Regions from separate parts of the Mus musculus genome. Here region 1 is linked to region 2. The links are chromatin loops, found by intact Hi-C in ENCODE. Cell type or tissue: left cerebral cortex. All regions are shown on one strand.

Region 1 (8,000 bases), 53 kb after region 2:
ACCTATAGTAAAAGTTATAACAGTATCTGGAAGTCAGTCGATGACAGAGTAGCGTATATGCCTCCTGGAGAGCAGAAGTGGTGCTGAGACCTAAGGGCAGTTCCACGACACATACAACAACCACTACATGGATTATGAGGCTCATAATCTTTACTAAGGACAGACAGGTTCCATTAAAACTCCTGTGCTCATACTTACATGGAAAACATGAAAACCGAAAGTTGAGGTAAATGGTACTTGCTGTTCAGCCTGATGACCTGAGTTCAATCCCTGAGGCCCACATAGTGGAAGGAAAGAACCAACTCCCACAGGCTGTCCTCTGGTCTCTACATACATCCTGCAGCCCATGCACGTCGACACACAAACACACAGAGAAAACAGGGAAACACGGTTTGCTGAACAGGACAGCATTATTGTACACATCGACTCATAGGCGCTAACACTCCATGTGTAAGACCCAAACAAGGCCTGGCCAGGAAAGCCCAGTATGGATAGGGGAGAGGTTTGGAAAGTCTTCCCCTCAGCCAAGGAGCTCCTGGAAATGTTTCTGGGAAGGAAAGAGTATTTTTTTAAGGGATGCAACCCCCAAGAGACCTATACCCACGCACATACATGCAGCACTAAGTGAACTCAGTAGGTTTAAAAGTGAACACATGAAGGTGGGTAAGGAAAAGTAAGAGTAAGGATGGGGTGGACACATTAGATATACGTACGAGATCCTCAAGTAACTGTAAAAAGAGGAAAAAGGAAGGGGACAGAGGAAGGAAGGGAGTGGGGAGGGGGAGAAGAAAAGAAAAGAGAAAGCTGAGAGTCCAGACCCTAGGGCCCTATTGATAGCCACCCTAGGAAGCAGGCTATCAATCCGCCTTTAACTGGAGATACAGTACATGCCAGGACAAACACCCACCTCCAGCAAGTTCATGACGAAGAAGAACAGCAGCAGAAAAGTTGGGGCAAAGAACAGGCGATCCAGCAGGAGCCTCTTGACGCTGGCCCAGGGAACCTCAGGAGGGACCGAGTATTCCATGAAGAGGTAGAGGTAGTGACTCAGTGGACCTGTGACAAACAACCTGGACGCCACAGGCGTGTGAGCTGCACAAGGGTTTGAGCATCACTGTGGTTCTTTCTACATTTCCATCTCTGGTCCTCACACCAAGATTCACCTTAAGCCCTAAGCCCTCTTTTCTTCCCCCAAAGTATTTACTGACCACACAGATTTATAAAGATATTCTAGGGGGAGGGAAAAAACTTTTTTTTTTTTTTGAGTTTTTCGAGACAGGGTATCTCTGTATAGCTCTGGCTGCCCTGGAACTCACTTTGTAGACCAGGCTGGCCTCAAACTCAGAAATCTGCCTGTCTCTGCTTCCCGAGTGCTGGGATTAAAGGCGTGTGCCACCATGCCCGGCTAAAAACTTTCAGTCAGTTTCAGCAAGTCTTTTTGCCCAAAAAGACTGAAGTGACTTCTGCCAGTTCTTCCATTTGGTGAGCAGGGACAGCCACAATGATGGCCCTGGCTGAGGTATATGCTCATCTGCCTCCTCTGTGTTCCAGGCATTTATGCCATCTGTCCTCATCTGTGCCCTCCTGATTTAACAGGTTCTGAGAAACAGACAAACATAGCTCAGCTCCCAGAGATTTCTATCAAGCTTTAAAAAAAAAAAAAAAAGATTTATTTATTTTCTTCATATGAGTACACTGTAGCTGTCTAAAGAGGGCATCAGATCCCATTATAAGTGGTTGTGAGCCTCTATGTGGTTGCTGGGAATTGAACTCAGGACCTCTGGAAGAGCAGTCCATGCTCTTAACCACTGAGCCATCTCTCCAGCCCTTTCATCAAGCTTTTAGGGGAAACTGGCAAGAGAAAACCTGGTTATCACCTCTGACTTCCCTAAAGCGCTGATCTCTAGTCCACACTTGGTTCACCTGGGAATGAGCCAAGTCCAGCAGATTGAGTTTCACAAAGTACAGTAATATAGGGAAGGGCAGGAACCCGGGTCTTTCAATTCTACCAAAGTCTATAAACAAGGTTTTCAATTGAACTTTCTTTTGGCCACAGTAAGGCAAACAAGGGAAGTCTTTGGGAGGCCAAGATCAGGTGAGAGGTGTTAAAGTACCTTAGCTGATCTTCTTACTTGCCAAAGTATGGGGGATGTGGCTTTTTAAACATTTTAATAAATGGCCCAAGTTATTATTCTTGGAAGCTTTTGTGGAGTTTGGAGTGAATCTCAGTTGGTAGAGTACTTCCCAAGTATGCAAGAGTACTTTGCAAGTAGGCAAAACAAACAAACAATCCTGGGTTTCATTCCCATCATTGAAAAAAAAAAAACCCAAAAAACAAACAAACAAAAAACCCACAAAAGGCCGGGTGTGGTGGTACACGCCTTTAATTCCAGCACTCGGGAGGCAGGCGGATTTCTGAGTTTGAGGCCAGCCTAGTTTACAAAGTGAGTTCCAGGACAGTCAGGGCTATACAGATATGGTGGTGCACATCTATAATCCTAGCACTCAGGAGGCAAGGGGATCAACAGAGTCCAAAGGATATATGAGGTTCGGACTCTCTTTTATTTACACATGCATGCATATGCATGTGGGCACATACATGTGCTCGCACACATACACACACACACACACACCCAGGAATAGTCTTTCTGGTTATTTATTTATTTACTTATTTATTTTGGCTTAAGACAGGGTCTCACTGTGTAGCTCTGGTTGACCTGAAACTCACCACTGAGACCAGGATGGCTTCCCAAGTACTGAGATTAAAGGCATGCACTACCACACCCAACTAAATAATGATGATACGTGAGGTCAGTGGTAACCTATACAAAGCCTTGGGTTTAATTCTAATGCCACACATCCACACAAAGTTTGTGTCTTTGTTTGTTTTGGAGACAGGGTTTATCTGTGTTAGCCCTGGCTGTCCTGGAACTCACTCTGTAGACCAGGCTGGCCTCGAACTCAGAAATCCGCCTGCCTCTGCCTCCTGAGTGCTGGGATTAAAGGCGTGCACCACCACGCCCAGCTTCTCTGATGCTTCTTAAACAATTATTTTTTTCTTTTTTTTAATTAAATTTTTTGCTTTCTATTTCTTGTACATGGATATTTTGCTTGCAGGTATATCTCTGTGTACCATATATGTGTCTGGGGCCTTACGAGGTCAGAAGTCATCAGACCTCCTGGAACTGGAGTTACAGAAGGTTATGAACTGCATGGGAGCTGGGAATCAAACCTGGGTCCTCCATAAGAGCAGTCAGCACTGCTAGCTTAGCCATCCTCCAGCCTCAGAATTAGGTTTTTTAAACCAACATATTCCGAAGGGCTAATGCTGGCAGGCAGATCTCTGTGGTACTTACCCATAAACTAAATATCTGAGAAGCCCACTGACTTCTAGATTTTGAGAGTCTTTTTTCCGCTTCTCAATCGTCTGGGCCAGAAGGTTTCCAAGGGCTGACAAAATGCCGCTGTAGAGGAAGAGACAATCAGAAAATGAGCAGCAGACACAAGAGCCTGTCCCGCATGGCAGTAGCACGGCTGCTGTAAGATCTTCCTGTGTAGAGCCGGGTGTGGTGGTGCACACCTTTAATCCCAGCACTCAGGAGGCAGAGGCAGGCGGATTTCTGAGTTAGAAGCCAGCCTTGTCTACAGAGTGAGTTCCAAGACAGCCAGAGCCATACAGAGAAACCCTGTCTCGAAAAACAAAAACAAAAAACAACCACCAACAACAAAAAAAGATCTTGCTGTGTAGATCATGGGATGAGTCCCTATTGAAGTAACTTGCTAAGTTAGGTAAAGCCCCAGAAGATAGAGGCACTATGACCTAAAGTGAAAACCACAGATGAGCACAGTGAGACATCCACCTGCGGGGCTGTGTGCCTTCCAACATCCCCACAGCTGCTCCATTGAAGGCATGGATGTAAAAGGCAATAGGAGGGATCCTCACAAGGACATGGTCTGTGGGCTGTATTTAAGCAAATAACTCTATGTTGTAGTTTTGTTTTGTTTTGTTTTGTTTGTTTGTTTGTGTTTTTTTTGTTTTTTTGTTTTGTTTTTGAGACAGGGTTTTTCTGTATACCCCTGGCTGTCCTGGAACTCACTTTGTAGACCAGGCTAGCCTCGAACTCAAAAATCTGCCTGCCTCTGCCTCCCGAGTGCTGGGATTAAAGGCTTGTGCCACCACGCCTGGCTCTTAGTTTCTTTTTATGTTGCAAAATGAACAAAAACCAAACCAAACAAAAAATGAGACAAAGGCAACTTAAGAGAACAATGGCTTATTTCAGCTCCCAGTTAAAGGTTCAAGTCCATCAAGGCAGAGAAGTGAAGGCAACAGGAGGTTGAAGGATCTCCTCACAGCACACCCACAATGAAAAGAGAGAGAAAACGCGTGCGGTTCAGCTAGCTCACTTTTTCCACTTCCAGTCAGACACCAACTAGGAATGGTGGCGCCCCTAGTGGGCAGATCTTCCCAGCTCAAAGAAGATAATCAAGATAAGCCCCTCAGGCATGCTTAATTCCTAAATGTTATCAAGTTGACAACTAGCTTTAACCACCACAGCTGTCTTCTAAAAAGCTATAAATCCAAAACTTTTAGTATGGATCATAAGGACCCTCTTGACTTGACCCCTGGTTACCTCTTCCTATCTACTCTCCCTGGTCATTTTCTCCACCAGAGTCCTTCTCTTCACCCCTCCGACATTCTCTGAATTCTTCCCCCAGAACTTTTACACTTACTGTGCCCTGTAAACAACCGCTTCTCTTCTCTGTGCTTCTGACCAACGTCAACAACCCAGGAGAAATTTCCCTAACTGCTCTAAGTTATACATTTATCTGCCTTTTGCGGGGGTGGGGTGGGGTGGGGTGGGAAGATGGACTCGTTCTTCTTAGCTCCGAGAGAAGTCTATGCGCCTGTTCTGATCACAGCTATGTGCCCGCGCACAGGAAGCACTCTGCACACACTTATGGAAAAGCTAAGTTAATACAGAACCTACAAAATGCACTAATGGAAATGAACAGAAACAGGGATATCTCGTTAGGAAACCGAACGATGTAATTCAAAGGGCAGAGTTCACCAGCGACCGTGCCTGGGTTGCTCAGGGTTAGAATGTGTCCCTGACTCGCGGGTCTTCACAACACTCAGACTGCAAAGGCTAACTAATGCTTGGGACCCAACACACAAACAGCACTTACTGGCTAAGCAGAACGGGGTCGCACCTTAAGGAAGAACTCTGCCTTCCTCCACAGCAGTGGTTCTCAACCTTCTTATCGCTGTGACCCTTTAATAATACAGTTAGCTCCTCATGGTGTGGTCACCCCAACCATAAAATTACTTTCACTGCTACTTCTAAACTGTAATGCTGCTACTGTTGTGAATCATAACGTAAATATCTGATATACAGGATATCTGATACGTGACCCCCTGTACAAAGGTCGTTCAACCTTTAAGGGGTTCCCGACGTACAGGCTGAGATCCACTGCTGCTCGGGCAATATCTGAGCTGCTTGGTCTGCAGACGCCCCCTCTCTTAACCTCCCCTGCAGGAGAGTCTCCCCTGTCGGCACCCCTCCTTTTCACCCCACTTCCCAGTAGGCGCCCACCTGCTGACTGCTTTGGTGAGCACCGGGTAGAGCTTTAGGAGCAGCAAGTATTGGGCGAGCGCTCGCTTGGGAAGCGACCCGAGCTCGGATTCCACCCGCAGCCTGGACGCCGCAGGTGCCATCGCGGTCCGGATGTCTAAGTCGCCCCGGGCGCCCACCCAACAGCTAGGCAGTCGGGCACCCGGCCCGGGACACAGGGCACAGGGCGGGGACGGCCTGACATTTTCTGCCCTTCCTCCGCCCTCAGCGAGCCCGGCCGTCCCGCCACGCGCGCGGCCAGCTAGTGCACTCTTTTCCCCCGGTCCCTGCGACCCACCCTCTGCGCTCGCCGGAGGATTGGAGAGCCGAGGGGCGGGGCGGGGCGGGGCGGGGCGATGGGGGCGGGCCCCGGCTAGGTCCATCTGAGGCCGCGCCTTCTCATTGGCCGAAGCCGTAGCCTCGCGAGAGCACGTGGAGAGCGCGCCAAATTCTCCCCGGAGCCTGAGGGAGCTTTGGAGCGTCGCAATGGTCCTGAGGAACAGTGGACGGAGGCACCCCGAGCCGGGCGCGGATGGCGAAGGCAGCCGGTGAGAGCCGGTGTCCTGCTGCCAAGGCGCTGGCGGTAGCCGCGGCCGGAGCAAGCTTGGGCGGGCGCGGTGTCCGGGGGTTCAGGGGTGGGGAAAACAGCGGGCCCGGCGCGCGGCGCGGAGGACAGGGCGGGCTCCCGTCTTCGCCCTGTGTGGTTTCCGTAGTTTTTATTGAGATGCTAAACTCAACTCCGTGGCCCAGGCTGCTTCTCTAGAAATATCTGTGCCTGCCCTGTGACTTGACTAGGGGTGAACATCTATTCTCATCAGACAAGAAGGGAACGGGGAAAGTAAAGGAAGATTCTGTCTAGACCAGCTCGGCGAAGTAAACCAATTTATTAAACCAAAAGCCGAAACCCTTACGCATCACATCAGCAAGAGATTCTAGAGTATGGTGACAAAGGAAACTGATGTGGATATCGTATATAGAGATTGGTGACACTGTGGCAGAATAAGACTCTGTATCAGGGGCTGGTGAGATGGCTCAGTGGGTAAGAGCACCCGAGTGTTCTTCTGAAGGTCCAGAGTTCAAATCCCAGCAACCACATGGTGGCTCACAACCATCCGTAACAAGATCTGACTCCCTCTTCTGGAGTGTCTGAAGACAGCTACAGTGTATTTACATATAATAATAAATAAATCTTAAAAAAAAAAAAAAGACTGTGTATCAGAATGTGAGCACTCATTGAGTGGAAGCCCGGTTAGAGCTGAATAGTGATAGTGTTTTCCTATTATATGTGAAGCTCTGGGTTTGCTGTACAACACCTGCATAGCAGCCAGGGTAATTGACCTGGACCAGTAAGCGGTTCTTCAGTGACAGGTTCCTGAGAGAGTGATGGCCAGGGGGATGAGGAGGAGATGGAGAAGATAAGAGCATTCAGGATCAGGAGGTGTCACACAGAGTGATGGCTCATGCAAGCAAGTTTATTAGGAAGTACAGCATCTTTTTTTTTTTTTGATGTATTTACTTATTTTATGTATGTGAGTACTCTGTAGTTGTCCTGTCTTAAGACACACCAGTCAGATCACATTGTAAATGGTTGTGAACCACCATGTGGTTGCTGGGAATTGAACTCAGGACCTTTGGAAGAGCAGTCAGTGCTCTTAACCACTAAGCCATCTCTCCAGCCCCAAGCCATTTCTTCAAGCCCCCAAGTACAGTGTCTTACATAGAGGTTTTGTACCTCTATGGAAAGGTGGGTGGGACAGTGTCATAGAGCAGGTAGCAGCCTTGGGACAGAAAACCATAGCCCCTTAAGGATGAGAAGAGATGATTTCTTAGGATCCGGATCCACAGCGCCCTCAAGGCCCTGGTTCTCAGGCTATTACTTGCTCTACCAAGCTCATTCCTGATTTAGAAAAAGGAGCTATGTTCTTTTTCATACATCCAAGCCTCAGTCTAACAGTAACAATAGTTACTGTGTTGACTTCTTCATGTCCATGATGCCATGGAAAGACACGTGAGGTGGGCAGTACTCATACTGTTATGTTCATGCTAGACTTCAGTTTAGAGATGAGAGATGTGAAGTACTTTATCTACATTTACAACTATTTGATGTGCATATATAAATATATATTTTACATATATTAGATTTTATGCATTATATAATTATGTTATTACATGTGGCATTGTATGTTGTATATATAATATATACTTTATATATTACATGTGTATATGTAGCTAGAAGTGCAATACAGAACCTCACATACTCTACCACTAGGACATATCATCAACTAAGGACGTGCCCTTAGTCATTCAACTTTGCCATGTACTTGAGCAGATGGAAAGTTGTTGCTGCATAAATAAATAAAACCTTTTAGAAACCTTTTGTTTTTAAGA
Region 2 (8,000 bases):
TAGAAAGGTAGCTGAGAGTTCTGCATCTGGATCAGCAGGTAGCCAAAAAAAAAAAAAAAAAAAAAAAAAATTGAATTAACAATGGCTTAAGCACCTGACACCTCAAAGCCCACCCACTGTGAATTCCTTTGACAAGGCCACACCTCCAATAATGACTCTCCCTGTGAGTTTGTAGAGGTCATTTTCATTCAAACCACCACAACAGGTAACCATTTAAGAGTCCTCTTGTAAGAATTCTTAGAATTCATGCCATTCACTACCCTTGGTCAACCTTTGTATAACTATGCACTATGTCTATCTCCATCTCCTTGGCCCTTACAATGGCTTGAACTTGGCTCCCAAAATAAACTGGGTGGTGGTGACCTGGGGCTAAAGTTCCTTCTCAGGGAGATGTAAACAACAATGTTAAGTTCCCTCTGGGGAGCCAATGAGTTTATTGGGGTTCTTCCCAGAGCATGGCTGAGAGGGTAATTACAGGAATGTGGGTGCAGGTGGAAAGCCTCCACACTGCAGCACAGACAGAGCACTCCTTCCCTTGTTTCCCCTCTCTCTATACTCTAGCCTCACAAATACAGCACTTGGTAAGGAGCAGCTACATACTCAGGTGCGGTTCTCAGGAGGGGATGTAGAGTCAGGAAACCCAGCTGGGATAAGCCTTTCACAAGGGGCACAGCTGAACTCCCCAAAATAATGGTTGCTTGACTCATAGGACACTCATTCACAACCACCTACAGGTCTTTTGTGTTCTTCTATAATTAAACTAGAGTAAAGAGTTGAAGATGGGGGCTGGTGAGATGGCTCAGTGGGTAAGAGCACCTGACTGTTCTTCCGAAGGTACAGAGTTCAAATCCCAGCAACCACATGGTGGCTCACAACCATCTGTAACAAGATCTGACGCCCTCTTCTGGAGTGTCTGAAGACAGCTACAGTGTACTTATATATAATAAATAAATAAATCTTAAAAAAAAAAAGAGTTGAAGATGGGGGGTGGGGTGGTGGATATAGGGGACTTTCGGGATAGCATTTGAAATGTAAATGAAGAAAATATCTAATAAAAAAAGAGTTAGCCGGATGTGGTGGCGCACGCCTTTAATCCCAGCACTCGGGAGGCAGAGGCAGGCGGATTTATGAGTTCGAGGCCAGCCTGGTCTACAAAGTGAGTTCCAGGACAGCCAGGGCTTTACAGAGAAACCCTGTCTCGAAAAACCAAAAAAAAAAAAAGTTGAAGATGGCACCTATTAGGCTGCAGTTATAACAGCCCAGGTAAAAAGTGCTCACTCTTCAGGTCAGCTCCAGAAGCTTCTAGGATATGCATGAGAGAGAGAGAGAGAGAGAGAGAGAGAGAGAGAGAGAGAGAGAGAGAATGAATTAAATACATAATTAGGGTCAAGTATTACCCTCACAGTAAAATACTCGTGTGTTCTATTATGAATATCCTAGTGTAGTTAACTCTATGGAGGAGCAATCTTGACTTATACACCCCTCATCAAGTTTTCTAAACATTAAATTAGCATTTCCATATGCATTCCACTACCCTTTGTCCACTTTTGTATAACATTACTATCTCCATCAGGAAGGTCACAGTGGGCTTTCTCCACACTTACATACCTTTTCACTCTGAAAGTAGACCTCCTAGCCAGCTTGGTAGGCCTAGCTGCAACCCATAGACCATTATTCCTGGCCTGCTGTTTGTCCTAGCTTAGTTATATGTCTCCACCTGAAAACCTCAGGCTCCTGGATGCTGCTGTTCCCAATTCTCTCTACTGAATTCTCTACTATGGGCTGAGACCAACAGCATATAACATATGGCCAGATCTCTGAAAGTATAGTACATTTCTGGTAAGTCTTTGTTTTTGTTTTTGTTTTGTTTTGTTTTTCTGAGACAGGGTTTCTCTGTGTAGCCCTGGCTGTCCTGGAACTCACTCTGTAGACCAGGCTGGCCTCGAACTCAGATATCTGCCTGCCTCTGCCTCCCGAGTGCTGGGATTAAAGGCGTGCGCCACCACGCCCGGCAAGTCTTTGGTTTTGAAACAGGCTGGTCTTGAACTCAAGATCCTCAGCTGCCTAGGTTTCAAGTAAATGTTTTAGTTATAACACACAGATCTAACAGTCTTAATGAACAATGGTTATTTATTTATTAAAAGATTTATTCATTTTATGTATGAAAGTACACCATTGCTGTCTTCAGACACACCAGAAGAGGGCATCAGAACCCATTACAGATGGTTGTGAGCCACCATATGGTTGCTGGGAATTGAACTCAGGACCTCTGGAAGAGCAGTCAGTGATCTTAACCGCTGAGCCATCTTTTCAGCCCCCCACCCCACATGGTCTCTTTAAATAAACACAATTATGAAGCAAAAGACAAAACATTAAAAGTTGTTCTCCACTGCTCTATGACATATTCCTGTACCTGTTTCTTTAAGGAATTAATACTACTTTACCCATCTGCCTATAATTAAATTTAACTTATTTATCTTGGTTTTTTTGAGACAAGGTTTTGCTACTTAGTCTTGGATGCCTCTTGGGCTGGATCTATAGACCAGGGTGGCCTCGAACACAGATATCCACATGCTTCTGTCTGGAATTAAAGATGTGCACCACCACGCCCAGCTAAATACTGAAATACATCTAAATTAGCTTTCTAATCCTGGGGCTATAAAAATAACTGGAAATTCATCTTAGCATTTCTCAAGTCATCTAGTTTGGCTTCCCTGAGACTGTTCTGAGGAGTAAGTAACATCTTTAACTGAAGATATGACCTGAAGGGTATGTATATCTGACTCTTGGCTGGTAACCTGTAAATTGAACGTGTCGGGGCCTCCACTCAGGCCTTTTTAGGCCATTCCTCAGGCCACCCTCTCCGGATAGTGAGAATTGGTCTTACCAAGTTCTCACTGGCAGGAGGTAGGATACACATTTGAACAGAACAGGCCTCCATCCTCCACTCTGCCTTCTAAAGACCACTCAGAGTACATGTGAGAAGCCTCTACACCATCACGGGCTTCCATAGCTCATGATCTGTGGGCAGAAATTAATGTGACATGCTTGTAATCACATTTCTGCGAGCTCAAGGAGGCAGATCTCCAGCATAAGGCCAGTTTGGGGATATATAGTTAAGACTCAAAAAAGAAAAACAAAGGTTAGAAAAGGACTTCAAAAATTAAAATCAGCAGCCTGGCATGGTGGCTCACATCTTTAATCCCAGTGCTAGGTAGGCTTTCGCGTTATCCGTCGGAATGGTATAGGCATTCTGCCTGTATTCCAGAGAAAATCTTCATTAACAACAGGAGGCAGAGCTGGGCTTTCTGGCCGCCGTATTCATCCTCAGCCCCTATCAGTCAAGCACTATGGCCCCAGCTCTGCTGGCTTCGGGATGACACACAGTCTGGGTGACCCAGGAGCCCGCTCGCGCTCTCCAGCAGCGACAACTCGGGGCGGCGCACCTGAAGAGCGAGCCGCGCCAGGCAGCGCGCCGAGTCCGACTCAGGACCCCGACCAAGCTGCCCGCGCCACTGCCGGGCTGCGCTCGCGTTAATCAGGACCCCGGGCTGCCTCCGGAGCCGCCTGAGGCTGCGTTCCGGGCCGCGTTCTAGCCTGATCGTTGGGAAACGGGACGGCCCGCACTGCGCGCGCAGCCCGCCTGGTCTAACCACGGCCGGGCGGAGGAGGAGGCTTGGGGCAGGCGCGACTCCCGTGGCGAGGCGAGCGGTCTTCTGAGGGCCGGAGGCGGGAGCGACGCGGGCTGCATTTGCAGCGGCCGCGCTCAAGGCCTCGGCGCCGGCGGTGGCGATGCTGTGGCAGCGGCTGGCTGTGGTGGAGTGGGCGGCCCTGGCCTGGGAGCTCCTGGGCGCCTCGGTGCTGTTCATCGCCGTGCGCTGGCTGGTCCGCCGGCTAGAGAAGCGGCCGCGGGACCTGAACCGTTGCGGGACGCTCTCCTCTCCGCCCAGCGCGTCTGAAGCGGTGGCCGCACAGCCAGGTAAGGCAGCGTCAGTCGTGGGAGGAAAACCTCACTCTCCACGCCCCCTGGATACGGTAAGACCCTATCGCGGATATTTTGGAAACTTTTGATGAGAACCCACAGCCCTGTTAGCACTTCTTCTCTCCACCTCTCTAAACTGTAATCCCATGTTTACGAGGTATGTGTTTTGTTTTTGTTTTGTTTTTTAAGATTTCTTTAGAATTTTTTAAATTTATTTTTAAGATTTACTTATTTTATGTCTATGAGTATACACTGTAGCTGTGCAGATAGTTGTGAGCCTTCATCTGGTTGTTGGGAATTGAATTTAGGACCTCTGTTCGCTCGGGTCAACCCTGCTCGCTCACTCCGATCGGCCCCCCGCCCAAAGATTTATTTATTGTTATAAATAAGTACACTGTAGCTGTCTTCAGACGCACCAGAAGAGGGCGTCAGGTCTCTTGTTGTGAGCTACCATGTGGTTGTGAGATTTGAACTCAGGACCTTCGGAAAGAGCAGTCGGTGTGCTCTTTCACCAGCCCGAGGTATGTGTTCGTATGAAGCCACTTTTCACTAACGCTCACTTTCTCCTAAATCTAGTTCTTAGTGGAAGATGAAAAGTAATTCTTCTAGAAGGAAAATGACATTTTAAGCCATTAACTCAACTTTAGAACTTTAGAGATAACCCAACCCTAACAAGATCTTACGGGTAACAGAGGCTCCATTTGCTACTATGAACTTAAACACAATTTCATTTTTTAATTACTTAGGGCTGGGTATAAAACTCAAGGCGTGGCACATCTTGACAAGTCTTCTACCACTGACATACATATCAACCCTTTCTTAGCAGTCGTTGGTTTCTTGGGGGTTTTGTTTTCGTGTTTTTGTTTTTGTTTGTTTGTTTTTTGCTTAAGAAATGGGAACAGGAAGGTCAGGGTAATGCTGGTTATTTTTACATGGCCGTGGAGAAATGAAATGTTTGTGTTGTGACAACAGGGCCAATGCTTGTCTTTTGGGTTTTACATTCTCTTGACCCCGCTAAGAAAATAGCATGGTCTTATTGCAACTTGATGTGCCAGGGCTGGTTGATGGGGTGGAGAGGAACTGAGAGGAGAGGGAGGGCAAACTTTGGTCAGGATGTAAAACAAACAGTTGAGTGTTAAAAAAGGAAGTGGCACCGAAAGAGACTAGTCTCCGACTTGGAAATACACACACATATACACTTGTAGGTGCAGTTACAGGAAAGCACAAAGCAGTAAGGGCAACTTTAATAAATATAGTGTGCACTAGCCCGTTTACTCAGTGAACACTGTACGAAAAACTCAAGAGCAGGTCACAGTGAAAATCACCCAGTGCATGTGGCTAAAAGGGTATAGAGAGAGCCAAGACCAGTGTTTGCGGCATCTTGTTTCACTGAAAGATTCTTTTCAGTTTTTAGTTTTTCATTTTGAAGTCATTTTAGGTGTATAAAGGTTTATAAAACAATACAGAACAGTTCAACTCATGTACTAAGATCCTCTACCAGCTGATCGGGGGGAAGGAGTTCAGCCTAAAGTGAGTATCAATGTATATATCTATTAGATTGAAGATTTAAAAATCCTGATGTCTGCAAACGTCTGCAGATGCTGAGAAGATGGCTCTCCCGCATTGCTGGTGTGTCTGTTAATGGTATAGTCCCTCTGGAGACTATAGTCTAGTCTCAAGGAAGTTAAGCCTGCCCTGTACCCATAAGCTTTTGTTCTAGAGAAACGAAACTCTTACTTGTTTAATGTTCTTGCTATGTACCTTAGGCTGGCCTTAAGCTCGTGATCCTGCCTTATGGGCTAGGATTGCAAAATAGGCAGTATGTTGGCTGTGAAAATGTATTGTCTCACCCAGGGGAGCTGGGTGGCTGGGTGGGTAGGTAGGTAGGTAGGTAAATGGGTGGGTGGGTGCATGGATGGGTGGGTGCAGGGATTGGTGGATGGATGTGGTATGCTGCTATAATCTTGTACATCAAGACTCAAAAAAGAATAGAACCTAATGAATTAGCAAAGCTACGTCTGCTCACTGAATTGTTATATGAAGTCATTTTTCTGTTTTTGATGATGTGCTATCATTATAAAAAGTGTCAACCTTTAGGGAAAGCTGATGATTGGCTAATTACAGAGTTTATCATTTCTTGAGTCTACAAAATATTTCAAAATAGAAAGGTAAAAGAATTCTATATACTATTGACTTAGATTCTTTACATTTTCTATACTACATAATCACACCACAAGTATGGCAAAGAAATTAACAGTGGCAAAACACTGTTGTCTAATCTGCAGACCTAATTCAACTTCTCATATCTCTATCAATCTATCCATCTTTCTAAGAATACAAAGTTTGTGCTAATACTTCACATTCCAATGCATTTGGTGAGCTATTGCCCTCACCTGTTTTTTAGTAGAGGCATTTTGGAGAGCAGCTGTGGCCTCTTGTGTCAGAGGTGGCTGCCCTTGAATGTCTAGGAGGGTTTTGTTCTTGCTGTTGTTTGTTTTTAATTTTAATTAACTTTCCAGTATGCTATTCCTCATTCTGAGGATTAACAAGCCTGTCCCTCAACAGTTCAATAGCTGTAGCAGACATTTATGGGTATTTATCAGTGTCAGACCCAGTGGTACAGAATTTATGTTCATTATTTTATCTGTGTCTCATTATAACTCAAGACTGGACCTATTATTATTTCCATTTTGTAGGTAAGGAAACTGGGGTTTGGGGTTTCAATAATTATCCTAAGGTTGAAGTTAGTGATGTATAAAGTCCTGTTTATATGTTAAGTTGCAGGGACAAAACCTTCTTTGAACAACTAAAGTTAAAAGCATAGCTTGATCCTGTGAGGAAACGGAGCACTCTTAAGCTTGTGCTTAACTACTGAGCTCCATTCCTGGGTTCACGTGCATGTTTGCTTTCTTGAATTTAGGTGAAGTGACAATGGATGCCATGATGGCTCGACTGAAACTCTTGAATCCAGATGACCTTAGAAAAGAAGTTATGAAAGCTGGACTTAAATGTGGACCCATTACATCAACAACAAGATTTATTTTTGAGAAGAAATTAGCTCAGGCCTTACTGGAACAAGGTGGATTGCTGACCTCTTCCCTTCCCAAGCCCAGCGCGGTTACTGCCATGGCATTTATCCAGGGCACCTCAAGGACTCCTCCATCTGTGGACGGGAAACAAACTCAGCAGGCCTGTTTTTCTGAAGACAGAGATTTTGGTTACAGTGTGGGCTTGAACCCTCCAGAAGAGGAAGCGGTAGCATCCAGTGTCCACCCAGTACCCTTCAGTGCCTCTACCAGGAATGACAACCACAAGGCTGGAGTGACAGCTCCTAAGGAGCCACTTGTGTACTATGGAGTGTGTCCAGTATATGAGGATGGCCCTGTGAGACATGGTAACGTGCTGTGTAGTGTCTCCTTACCCAAACTGGGAAACTATAATCTTACCACCCAAGATTAATTTTATTATTCATATTTGTTACCCTCTGATTCTTAACTGTAAGGAATACTATTTTTTGTTTTTTGGTTTGTTTTTTTTTTCAAGATAGGGTTTCTCTGTGTAGTCCTGGCTGTCCTGGAACTCACTTTGTAGACCAGGCTGGCCTCGAACTCAGAAATCCACCTGCCTCTGCCTCCCAGGTGCTGTGTTTAAAGGTGTGTGCCACCACACCCGGCTAGGAATACTACTTTTTAATTACTAGGAAAATGGATTCTATCAGATAGATGTGACCGGCAAATGATTGGCTAACTTCCATTTGTTAATAACTGCTGATTAGTCATCTTCCTTCTCCCTCTTAAATTCATTACAGCCTGAGCAGCTTTTAGGTTAATACTGTATTATGTACCAGTAATAAATGTAAATGTGCCAGTTGTGCAACTGTAATCTTGTACAAGGAATTGTACATTTTGGGCTAGAAATCTATTTTAGTGGGTAGAGGATTTGCCAAGCATGCATGGCGCCCTGCATTTAATCCCCAGAGACATATAAACCTGTTGTGGTGGCACATAACTATTACCCC

The links. Hi-C counts contacts between places; a loop is a spot of excess contacts. Peaks named below come from ENCODE experiments on the same cell type or tissue, not always from the same donor. Only the 100,000 strongest peaks of a DNase experiment are listed, where the experiment ranks them.
Region 1: it touches region 2 in a loop (5-fold over the local background); 3 of 42 quality-filtered maps call a loop at or near these places.

What each region holds. Positions count from the first base shown.
Region 1 is chr5:110,280,290-110,288,289 of GRCm38, forward strand. Pxmp2 (peroxisomal membrane protein 2) reads right to left here and starts at 5,879. Exons shown (of 5, transcript NM_008993.2): 1 at 5,595-5,879; 2 at 3,357-3,464; 3 at 908-1,070. The coding sequence starts at 5,716. It overlaps Pole (polymerase (DNA directed), epsilon), which reads left to right and starts at 6,030. Exons shown (of 49, transcript NM_011132.2): 1 at 6,030-6,160. The coding sequence starts at 6,099. In left cerebral cortex, a CTCF peak has its summit at 4,458; DNase peaks (open chromatin) are centred at 4,454 and 5,975; H3K4me3 peaks cover 1,680 bases; H3K27ac peaks cover 417 bases.
Region 2 is chr5:110,227,445-110,235,444 of GRCm38, forward strand. It overlaps Ankle2 (ankyrin repeat and LEM domain containing 2), which reads left to right and starts at 3,560. Exons shown (of 13, transcript NM_001253814.1): 1 at 3,560-3,979; 2 at 6,903-7,376. The coding sequence starts at 3,793. In left cerebral cortex, CTCF peaks have their summits at 2,216 (motif pointing right) and 4,389 (motif pointing right); DNase peaks (open chromatin) are centred at 3,102 and 3,524; H3K4me3 peaks cover 2,020 bases; H3K27ac peaks cover 1,637 bases.